Regions from separate parts of the Homo sapiens genome. Here region 1 is linked to region 2. Evidence: read pairs that join two places in POLR2A ChIA-PET (ENCODE). Cell type or tissue: endothelial cell of umbilical vein. All regions are shown on one strand. Each heading gives the region's core, and the rest is flanking DNA. Links, peaks and the distances in the headings are about the cores only. Region 1 overlaps RNF115 (ring finger protein 115). Region 2 has its middle 11 kb from the start of TXNIP.

The links. Peaks named below come from ENCODE experiments on the same cell type or tissue, not always from the same donor. Only the 100,000 strongest peaks of a DNase experiment are listed, where the experiment ranks them.
Region 1: POLR2A ChIA-PET joins it to region 2 with 5 read pairs; 2 of 35 experiments call an interaction of 5 or more read pairs at or near these places.

The regions. Positions count from the first base shown.
Region 1 is chr1:145,754,294-145,759,675 of GRCh38, forward strand. All of the region lies in intron 4 of RNF115 (ring finger protein 115), which reads right to left. Among named protein-coding and RNA genes, the nearest start is that of CD160, 37 kb to the left of the region's middle. In endothelial cell of umbilical vein, for the core only: no CTCF peak of the experiment used is centred there; no DNase peak of the experiment used is centred there.
Region 2 is chr1:146,005,035-146,010,416 of GRCh38, forward strand. No RefSeq gene overlaps it. Among named protein-coding and RNA genes, the nearest start is that of TXNIP, 11 kb to the left of the region's middle. In endothelial cell of umbilical vein, for the core only: a CTCF peak has its summit at 2,420 (motif pointing left); a DNase peak (open chromatin) is centred at 2,407; H3K27ac peaks cover 209 bases.

The DNA.
Region 1 (5,382 bases), core at 257-5,256, 250 kb before region 2:
ACAATAACCCTTAAAATCTACTCTCTCAGCAATTTTCAGATGTACAAAACACTGGTTGTTTTTTTTTTTTCTTTTTTTGAGATGAAGTCTTGCTCTGTCACCTAGGATGGAGTGCAGAGGCACCATCTCAGCTCACTGCAACCTCCATATCCCAGGTTCAAGCAATTCTTGTGCTTCAGCCTCCCAAGTAGCTGGGATTACAGATGCACACCACCACGCCTGGCTAATTTTTGTATTTTTAGTAGAGATGGGGTTTCACCATGTTGGCCGGGCTGTCAAGTAATCCGCCCGCCTTGGCCTCCCAAAGTGCTGGGATTATAGGCATGAGCCACCCCACCTGGCTGAAAACATTGTTATTAACTACTGTCACCCACGTTGTACAACAGATCTCTTGAACTTTTAACTAAAATTTTGTATCCTTCAACATCTCTCTAATCCACCCCCTCTGCCCCACAGCTCCTAGTAACTACCATTCTATTCTCTGCTTCTATGAATTCATTGTGTTTTCTTTTTTTTAGAATGCTTCGTGTTGTTTTAAAAATATGTCCAAAAATTATTTGATAATCTTCCCTTCAGTGTGGGCTGGACTTAGTGACTCACTTAACAATAGAATATGGCAGAATTGATAATCTGTGACTTCCAAGACAAGGTAAAAAAAAGTGGGGGAAATGGCCGGGTGTGGTGGCTCTTGCCTATAATCCCAGAACTTTGGGAGGCTGAGGTGGGTGGATCACTTGAGGTCAGGAGTTCGAGACCAGCCTGGCCAACATGACCCCATCTCTACTAAAAATACAAAAATTAACCAGGCATTAGTGGCACGTGCCTATAGTCTCAGCTACTCAGGAGGATAAGGCAGGAGAATCACTTGAACCCAGGAGGAGGAGGTTGCAGTGAGCCAAGATTGTGCCATTACACTCCAGCCTGGGTGACAGAGACTTTGCCTCAAAAAAAAAAAGGTGGGGGGCGGGGGGCAGTGCTTTCTCCTTGTACTTCTGTCGGATCAATCACTTGCTCTGGGAGAGTGCCATATCAAGCAGTCCTATAGAAAGGTCCATGTGATGAGGAACTGAGTACTGCCAACAGCCAGAACAAACCTGCCAGAATATGTGTAAAGCCTAGTCAATCCTATACTGCAGCAATGGCCAACATCTTGACTATAAGCTCATGAAATCCTGGGCCAGAACCACTCAGCCATGCTACTCCCAACTGAACCTGTTCCTGACCCAGTGAATCTGTGAGATAATAAATATTTGTTGTTTTAAGCCACTAAGCTCTGAGATAATTTGTTATATGGCAATAGATAATATACAGATTTCGATATCTGGATACCGGTGCCGCCACAATAAAGACCCAAAACTTGAGAGTATCTTTGGAACCCAGCAGTGGGGCAGAAGTTAAAAGGACTTTGAGGAGAGCATCAGTGAAGTTTGAAGAGCCTTAAAAAAAAACAGAAGCACTATGGCCTTTGAGGAAGTTAAAGGTGAGAGATTAAGAAAAGGCAGAAAAAATCTGATTAGAAACTGGAGGGAAAAGGATCCTTGTTATATAATGGCAAAGCTGTGGCCTTACCATAACATGGAAAGTAGATGTTGTGGTCCAAAAACTGGTTGATAATCTAGCTAAAGTGATTTCACTTTTGAAAGTACCTCCTGGCTTCTTGCTGCTTACTTTAAAATGCAAAAGAGGGATGAATTAAAGGAAGAACAGTTAAACAAAAAGGACAGAATTATATAATTCTGAGAATTCCCAGCATCTCCAGATTAGTAAATGACACTAAAATTAAGAGATTTCAAGCAAAGATCGAATCCAAGGCACTGCCAAAAGACTGATTTCAGATGAAGCCAAGGATCAGACTATAACACTTCTTTGTTAAGACCTCAGAAAGGGCCAGGCACGGTAGCTCACGCCTATAATCCCAGCACTTTGGGAGGTCAAGGCAGGAGGATCACTTGAGGCCAGGAATTTGAGACCAGCCTGGCCAACATGGAGAAACCTGTCTCTACTAAAAATACAAAAATTAGCCGGGCATGGTGGCACACACCTGTAATGCCAGCTGCTCGGGAGGCTGAAACATGAGAATCACTTGAACCCAGGACACGGACGTTGCACTGAGCCGAGATTGCACCACTGCACTCCAGCCTGGGTGACAGAGTGAGACTGTCTCAAAAAAAAAACAAAAAAAACACAACCTCACAAAGATCTAGAATGGTACCTAAAGAATCATTCAATTAGAAAATCGGACTAAGAAGCTTAAGGGTGTTATGTTAGTTTCCTAGGGCTGCTATAACAAACTACCACAAACTGGGTAGCTTAAAACAAAAGGAATTTATTCGTTCACTGATGTGGGTGTCAGTAGGGTTAGTTCCTTCAGGAAGTTCTGAGGGAGATCAATTCCATGATTCTCTCTGGCTTCTGGTGATGTTTGACAGCAATCTTTGCCATTCCTTGATTTGTAGATGTATGCCCCCCACAACCTCTGCCTCTGTCATCACATGGCTTTCTTCTGTCTTCTGTGTTCATGTCCAAATTTCTAGCTTCTTTTTTTTTTTTTTTTTTTTTTTTTGAGGCAGAGTCTCACTCTCGCCCAGGCCAGAGTGCAGTGGTGCGATCTCAGCTCACTGCAACCTCTGCCTCCAGGTTTAAGCAATTCTCACGCCTCGGCCTCCTGAGTAGCTGGGATTACAGGCATGGGCCACCACGCCTGGCTAATTTTTGTATTTTTAGTAGACACGGGGTTTTACCACATTGGCCAGGCTGGTCTCGAACTTCTGACCTCAGGTGATCCTCCCACCTTGGCCTCCCAAAGTGCTGAGATTACAGGAGTAAGCCACCGCACCCAGCCAAATTTCTCTCCTTATAAGACTATCAACCGTTGGATTAGGGCCCTTCCTGATCCAGTGTGATCTTACTATAACTTGACTACATCTGTAATGACCCTATTTCCAAATAAGGTCATATTCACGGTGACCTTATCAGGGTTAGGACTTGAACACAGCTTTTTGGGGGACACAATTCTACCCATTACAAGTGGTATCTCTCAGCAATCCCAGCAGAAACCCAAGGTGGAAAAAGCCTATTTAGAAGAGATTGGTGGATGTGGCTTTTGCCTAATGGCATGAATCCCAGTGAGATTCACAGGATACTCGAAGTTTTAAAAAGAAACACTGCCAGCTTAAACTGAAAGGTGGAAAAATAGTACAAAATGAAAACCGGTCTCTGGGCCCTGAAATTTCTACTGGCAAGAAGCAAGCTAAGAAAGCTATGCAGCTACAAATATGAACTACTTTTAATGGAAAAGAAAGGATGACTAACAGGGTGGATTCCAGAGTCACAGAGAAGAACTCCTGGGCAGAAGTAGAAGTCCTAGTCAAGGAACTTCTGACATTTGTCTAGACAACTATCAGAATTGCTGTGAACCAGCAACTTCTTTGTGCCATCATTTTCCCTTTTGGAACAGGAAATCTCTATACCTGTTCAGAATCACTGCCTGTCCATATCACTGTATGTTGGGTGTGTGATAGGTAGTTAACCTGTCTCTTTAGTTTACAGGTCTTCACAACAAAAGGAACTATACCTGAGGAACTATACCCAAGGAGCCACACCCACACTTGGACCTAGTTAAAAGGACAGCTACCTATATTTCAAGCTGATGCTATAGAAGAAGGAGACTTTTTTGATAGATTTTGGGAGGAAGTGAGTGCATTTTGCACATAGAAGAAGTGTAAATAATTTGTGGCTAGAGGGCAAACTGTGGTGATTTTAAAATACATCCATAAATTCTCTAGAGGTGGAGCTAATTCTCTTCTCCTTGAATGTAGGCTAGATTTAGTGATTCACCTCTTACAGACAAAATGTAGCAGGAATGACAGTGTGTGACTTCCAAAATTAGGATATAAAAAGATATTATGGGTTTTTTTCCTGCTTCCTCTATCATTCTCTTGGATCACTAACTCCAAGAGAAGCTAGCTGCCAAGTAATATGGACATTCAAGGAGCCCTATGGAGAGGCCCAGATGGTGAGGAACTAAGGCCTCCTGCCAACAGTCATGTGAGTGAGCCATCTTGGAAGTGGATGTTCCAGGTCCAGTTAAGTGTTCGGTTGACTGTAGCCACAGCTGACATGTTGATTATAACCTCATGAAGCCCTTCACCAGAACCATCTAGCTAAATTGCTCCCAAATTCCTGACCCTCAAAAATATTGAGATAATAAATATTGTCATAAGCTGTTAAATTCTGGGGTAAAGTGTTACACAGCAATAGGTAACTAATATATACCCACCTATTTGTCAGTGACAAGAAGGGCAAATTATCTTATGCTTACACTGACCAATAAGTAAATGGTAATAATCAAGTTTGAGAGATAGCCTAGTTCTTGAAGCTGTAAAAGTCAATCCTATATGAATGCTTGGAATTACGAGGGACAACTCACCAGCAGCTGATCAGCTGATGATTTCTCTTTCTTGGCTACTTACTCTCTGGAAGTCAGATGTTAGTCCCATGTTTTTGTAGCAGTAACAGAGACTGCTGAGGGTGGCCCCAATGCATAAGAGCTGTTGCTCAGAGAACAATAGTTGACAGAGTATTTACAATGAATTTTGTTTATTAAAAAAAAATCTTTTCTTGTTAAAGCTAAATGTCTGGGGAAGATGTGGAGGGAAGGAAGATAGTGTATACATTTAATTTTAGAAACTCACAGACGAGAAAAATCAACCCACTGGGTCTGGAAGGGAAGTCACATGCTAAAACCAGGTAAGAGTCTTCACATAGTTTCCAGAGCTGTAGCCTCTCTAGGTTTTCCTTGTACTTCCCTGGCTGTTTCTTCTCAGTCTCCTTTGCTTATTCTTCCTTATCTTCCAAACTTCTAACCATCGAGGGCCCAGGCCTCAATTCTCTGAGCTCTGCTATTTCCTATCTTGACTTCTTTGACCACTTTATCCAGCTTTATAATTTTAAATATCATATATAGGCCACAACTTCCAAATATTATCTCCAGCCAAGACCTCTGCCTATTCAACATTTCCACTTGTATAATAAGCACCTCAAACTTATTATGTCCCAAACTGAATGAACTCTTAAATATTTTCCTCCAAACTTACTCCTCCTAATGTTCCCCATGTCAGTGGATGGTGGCTCCATTCTTCTTGTTTTCAGGCCAAAAACCTTGGTGTCATAACTCTTCTTTCTGTTACACCCCACATCCAATCTGTCAGTAACTCCTATCATGAATATTGCCAAACTGCATCTGAAACCAAACCATTTTTCACTGCTCTCACCCAAACCACTGGCATCTCTAGCTTATATTAATGCAATAGCCTCTTAAATGGTTTCTCTGCTGTGTCTTTGCCTCGCACACCTCGCAGCCCCCCATTCTATTTTCAGCAC
Region 2 (5,382 bases), core at 300-5,299:
TGTCACACAGGTTGGATTGCACTGGTGGGATCAGGGATCATAGCATACTGCAATCTTGAACTCCCGCTCTCAAGGGATCCTCCTGCCTCAGCCTCCCAAGTAGCTAGGACCACAGGCATATGCCACCATGCCCAGCTAATTCTTTAATTTTTGGTACAGATGGGATCTCATTTTGTTGCCTAGGCTGGTCTCAAACTCCTGGGCTCAAGGGATCATTCCACCTTGGCCTCCCAAAGTGCTAGTATCATAGATATGAGCCACTGCCTCCAGCCCCCTTGTTTGTTTTAATAGAACCATTATATATTCCCCAAGTTATAAAGGCTTAAAATCCAGGGATTGCCTTTAATTCCTTCCTCTCTGTCATGCCCCACATCCAGTCAACTGCTGAATTCTATAGAGCCATCTTTCTAGTGTTTCTAGCACCTGTCTCCTGTTTCTTATTCTACTGCCACCATTCTGGTTCATGTTTTTGTTACTTTTGCCTAGATTACTTTAATAGATTTTAACTGATTTTCCTGCTGTAATCTATAGAACATCACTAGATTAATCTCACAGAATTGAGTTCCTGTGTGTTCCTATAATAATGCAAAATGTATTGCTTACTGAATCACGTTTAAATGCTTCAACCTGGCATTTAAGCCTTCACGAAATGTCCTCAACCAAATTTTCTCATTCATTTCCCACTATTTCCTCATACATGTACCCTATGCTTCAGCCAAAACTGAGCACTCAGTGTTCCCTTAATATATCCTTCTCTGTCTTTATGTCCCTGCTTACATTTTTCCTTGTACCTAGTGTGCCTGTCCTTCCCCATCTCTGCTTTTTGAAATTTTACCCACTCTTCTGTAGACAGCCAAATAATTTTTCCTCTATTAAACCTTTCTTGGCTGGGCGCAGTGGCTCACGCCTGTAATCCCAGCACTTTGAGAGGCCGAGGTGGGTGGATCACCTGAGGTCAGGAGTTTGAGACCAGCCTGGCCAACACGGTGAAACCCCATCTCTACTAAAAATACAAAAATTAGCAGGACATGGTTGGCAGGTGCCTGTAATCCCAGCTACTCGGGAGGCTGAAGCAGGAGAATTGCTTGAACCCCGGAGGTGGAGGTTGCAGTGAGCTGAGATCATGCTGCTGCACTCCAGCCTGGGTGACAGGGTGAGACTCTATCTCAAAGCAACAAAGCAAAACCAAAAACATTTCTTGCTTCCCAATCCCCTCAACTTTTTTTTTTTTTTTAGATAGAGTCTCACTCTGTTACCCAGGCTGGAGTACAGTGGTGCTATCATGGCTCACTGTAGCCTCGATCTCCCAGGTTCAAACAATCCTCCCACCTCAGCCTCCCGAGTAGCTGGGACTACAGGGGCATGCAACCACACCCGGCTAACTTAAAAAAGAAAGAAAAGAAAAAAAAACTTGTAGAGACAGGGTTTCACCATGTAGCCTAGGCTGGTCTTGAACTCCTGAGCTCAAGCGATCCACCCGCCTCAGCTTCTCAAAGTGCTGGGATTATAGGTATGAGCCACCATGCCCAGCCAATCCCCTCATCTTTTACCTTACAATCAAATATTTTTTCATTCTCTTTGGAATACTCCATAGCACATTCATATTTCTTACATAGCACTAACACGTAAAGTGCCTTTTCTCTCCTAAATTCCTAGAGAATAGAAACTCTGCCCTTTTTTATCTTTGTATTCTTCCTAGCATCTATTAGAGTACACTTCACAGAATAAATGTATTATTAAATATAAATTGAGGCCAGGTGCAGTGGCTCACGCCTGTAATCCCAGCATTTTGGGAGGCTGAGGCAGGCGGATCACTTGAGCTCACAACTTCGAGACCAGCCTGGGCAACATGGGGAAACCCTGTCTCTACTAAAAATAAAAAAAATTAGCTGTGTGTGATGGTGCACGCCTGTAGTCCCAGCTCCTCGGAAGGCTGAGGTGGGAGGATGGCTTGAATTGCCATGTCAAAAAAAAAAAAAAAAAAAAAATATATATATATATATATATATACACACACACACACACACACACACACACAGACACACACATACATATAGAGATAGATTGATTGAATTGATAGATTGGGTTATGTCTCTGGATAGAATATACCAGTAATTCAGATCCTAGTATTATTTCTTATTACTATTAGACTTGACACCTCAACCTCAGTTTCTTATGCTAAACTGTATCATATTTGTCCCTCCTCAAAGCCTGTGGCCCAAATATGTATCAGAGCAGGGACGGTAAGGAGGCGAGAGGTGGTGGTTTGTTTTTCTGTGAGAAGAAAATTGGACTGCGTTGGTGTTTATAAGTATGAGGGAGATGGGACATTGTGTGCTCAACCCAACTTCCCCTTTTCTGAGAAATTATTTCTTACACAATTCAGAAATACAGTTGACTCAGCTCTGCCACCTAGTGGGCAGTTTAATATACTGTCAAAATTCTTAGTCCAAGAATTGTCTCAAACAAATAAAAGCTTTTCTGAGAGCCAAAACAGCCCAGATCACTCCCCTGAGTGGCAAAGATGATTTTTGATTATGAGAAGGAACAAATGAAGGAAATGTGGTGTTCATGACTGAGGGAAAGAAATTCTACATTAAAACAAGTTTCTATTTTTTTATCCAGACTGACAATTAATAATACTTTCTTTTCTAAGAAAAAATTTTAAAACATTTATTTATTTTTCTAGATCCATCAATGCCTTTTGAAAAAATGAATTAATTTTTTTAAGAGATGGGCCTCTCTCTTGCCCAGGCTGGAGTGCTGTCGTGCGATCAGTTCACTGCAGTCTCTGACTCTTGGGCTCAAGCAACCCTCGGCCTCAGCCTCCTGAGGAACTGGGACTACCACCATGCCTAGTTAATTTTAAGTTTTTTGTAGATATGGGGGTCTTGCTATGTTGCCCAGTCTGGTCTCTAACTCTTGGGCTCTAGTGATCCTCCTACCTCGACCTTCCAAAGTGTTGGGATGACAGGCATGAGCCACTGTGCCAGATCAGTACTTTCTTTTTTTTGAGATGGAGTTTTGCTCTTGTCGTCCAGGCTGGAGTGCAATGGGGCGATCTCGGCTCACCGCAACCTCCACCTCCCAGGTTCAAGCGATTCTCCTGCCTCAGCCTCCCAAGTAGCTGGGATTACAGGCATGCGCCGCCACGCCTGGCTTATTTTGTATTTTTAGTAGAGACAGGGTTTCTCCATGTTGGTCAGGCTGGTCTTGAACTCCTGACCTCGGGTGATCTGCCCACCTTGGCCTCCCAAAGTGCTGGGATTACAGGTGTGAGCCACCATGCCCGGCCAGTACTTTCTTTGTTAATTATATTTTGTCATCTATATATCTATATATATGCATTATAACGCAGTTGCACAAACATTTGATTCTCACCAGGTAAGCAGGAAGACATTTTGCAGAAGAGAATATTGTGATTCAGAGAACTCAAATGACTTGCCTATGATCACACAGCTAGGACAAAATTCCTAGTGAGTCCCTGAGCCTTAAAAAAAAGATTTTTTTTAAGTCCAAGATTGTCCAAGTGTGGTGGCTCACACCTGTAATTCCAGCACTTTGGGAGGCTGAGGCGGGCAGATCACCTGAGGTCAGGAGTTCAAGACCAACCTGGCCAACATGGTGAAACCTCGTCTCAACTGAAAATACAAAAATTAGCCGGGCATGATTGTGGGTGCCTGTAATCCCAGCTACTCGGGAGGCTGAGGCAGGAGAATCACTTGAACCCGGAAGGCAGAGGTTGCAGTGAGCCAAGATTGTGCTACTGCACTCCAGCCTGGGTGATAGAGCAAGACTCTGTCTCAAAAAAAAAAAAAAAAAAAAAGTCATCTCCTTTGTAAAGCTTTCTCTGATTTCTACATTTATTTTTCATTTTTAATTAATTAATTTTTAAATTTTTACCTATTTATTTTTTGAGACAGTATTTCACTCTGTTACCCAGGCTGGAGTGCAGTGGTGCAATCTCAGCTCACTGCAGCCTCGACCTCCTGACCTCCTGGGCTCAAGCAATCCTTCCAACTTAGCCTCCCGAGTAGCTGGGACCACAGGCACACACCACCACTCCCGGCTAATTTTTTGTATTTTTCGTAGAGAAGGGGTTTTGCCATATTGCCCAGGCTGGTCTTGAACTCTTGAGCTGAAGCAATTCGCCCACCTCAGCCTCCCAAAGTGCTGGGATTACACGTATGGGCCACTGCGCCTGGCCTTTAATTTATTTTTAATTCTTTTATTGAGACAGGGTCTTGCTCTGTCACCCAGGTTGGAGTGCAGTAGTGCGATCATAGCTCACTGCAGCCCCAACCTCCTGGGCTCAACTGATCCTCCCACCTCGGCCTCCCAGGTAGCTGGAACTATAGGCACATGCCACAACAGCCAGCTAATTTTTATTTTTTTTGTAGAGACGGGGGTCTCACCATGTTGCCCAGGCTGGTATCAAACTCCCGGGCTCAAGCAGTCCTCCTACCTTGGCCTCCCAAAGTGCTGGGATTACAGGCATGAGACACCGCTCCCAGCCAGCCTACTTTTTTGAAAATATGACTTAGTTTCTCAAAGGTAGAAGTGTTGTATCAAAGACTGACTATGTGAAACGCTTAATATTAAAAATGTTGGTTCTGTGCCAGGTGTGGTGGCTCAAGGCTGTAATCATTGCATTTTGGGAGGCCAAGGTAGGTGGGTTGCTTGAACCCAGGAGTTCGAGACCAGCTTGGGCAACATGGCGAAAACCCATCTATACAAAAAAATACAAAAAACAAAAAATTAGATGGGAGTGGTGGCTAGCACAGTAGTCTCAGCTACTTAGGGGGCTGAGACAGGAGGATTGCTTGAATCTAGGAGGTCAAGGCTGCAGTGAGCTAATATTGAGCCACTGCACTCCAGCCTGGGTGATGAAGTGAGAACCTGTCTCAAAAAAAAAAAAAAAAATTAGTTCTTTGAACCAATAGCAAAGAATGATTCCAAAATCGCCCTGTATTGGAGGTAGAATCTAGTTATTCTTCCTGGTTTTTCTTTTTCAGTTTCTCAAAGCCCACCCTCCACTTATATAACTTTTATCTGAGGAAACATATGTAACTTATTTCTTCTGTTAATTGTTGGAAAAATGATTAGTAATTTGGTTTGGGAGTACACAGAAAAATTGAGGAAGGCCTTTTATTTCCTAGTTTTATGTCTTCTTTCCCTTCCTTAGTGCTGGTATGGTTTCCTGGCACTGATTTTGAAAACTATAATTACTGGGCCATGGCTACTATCTGTTTCCTTGAGAAGAAATGTGGGAAGGAACTTGCCATGAAGTACATAGGGTGGAGTATAGTAGGGAGGGAGGTGTTTGTTTGATCTGAGAAGTGGTTGAGATGGCCACAAAGTTAAGGGGAAAAAGCTCAGGCC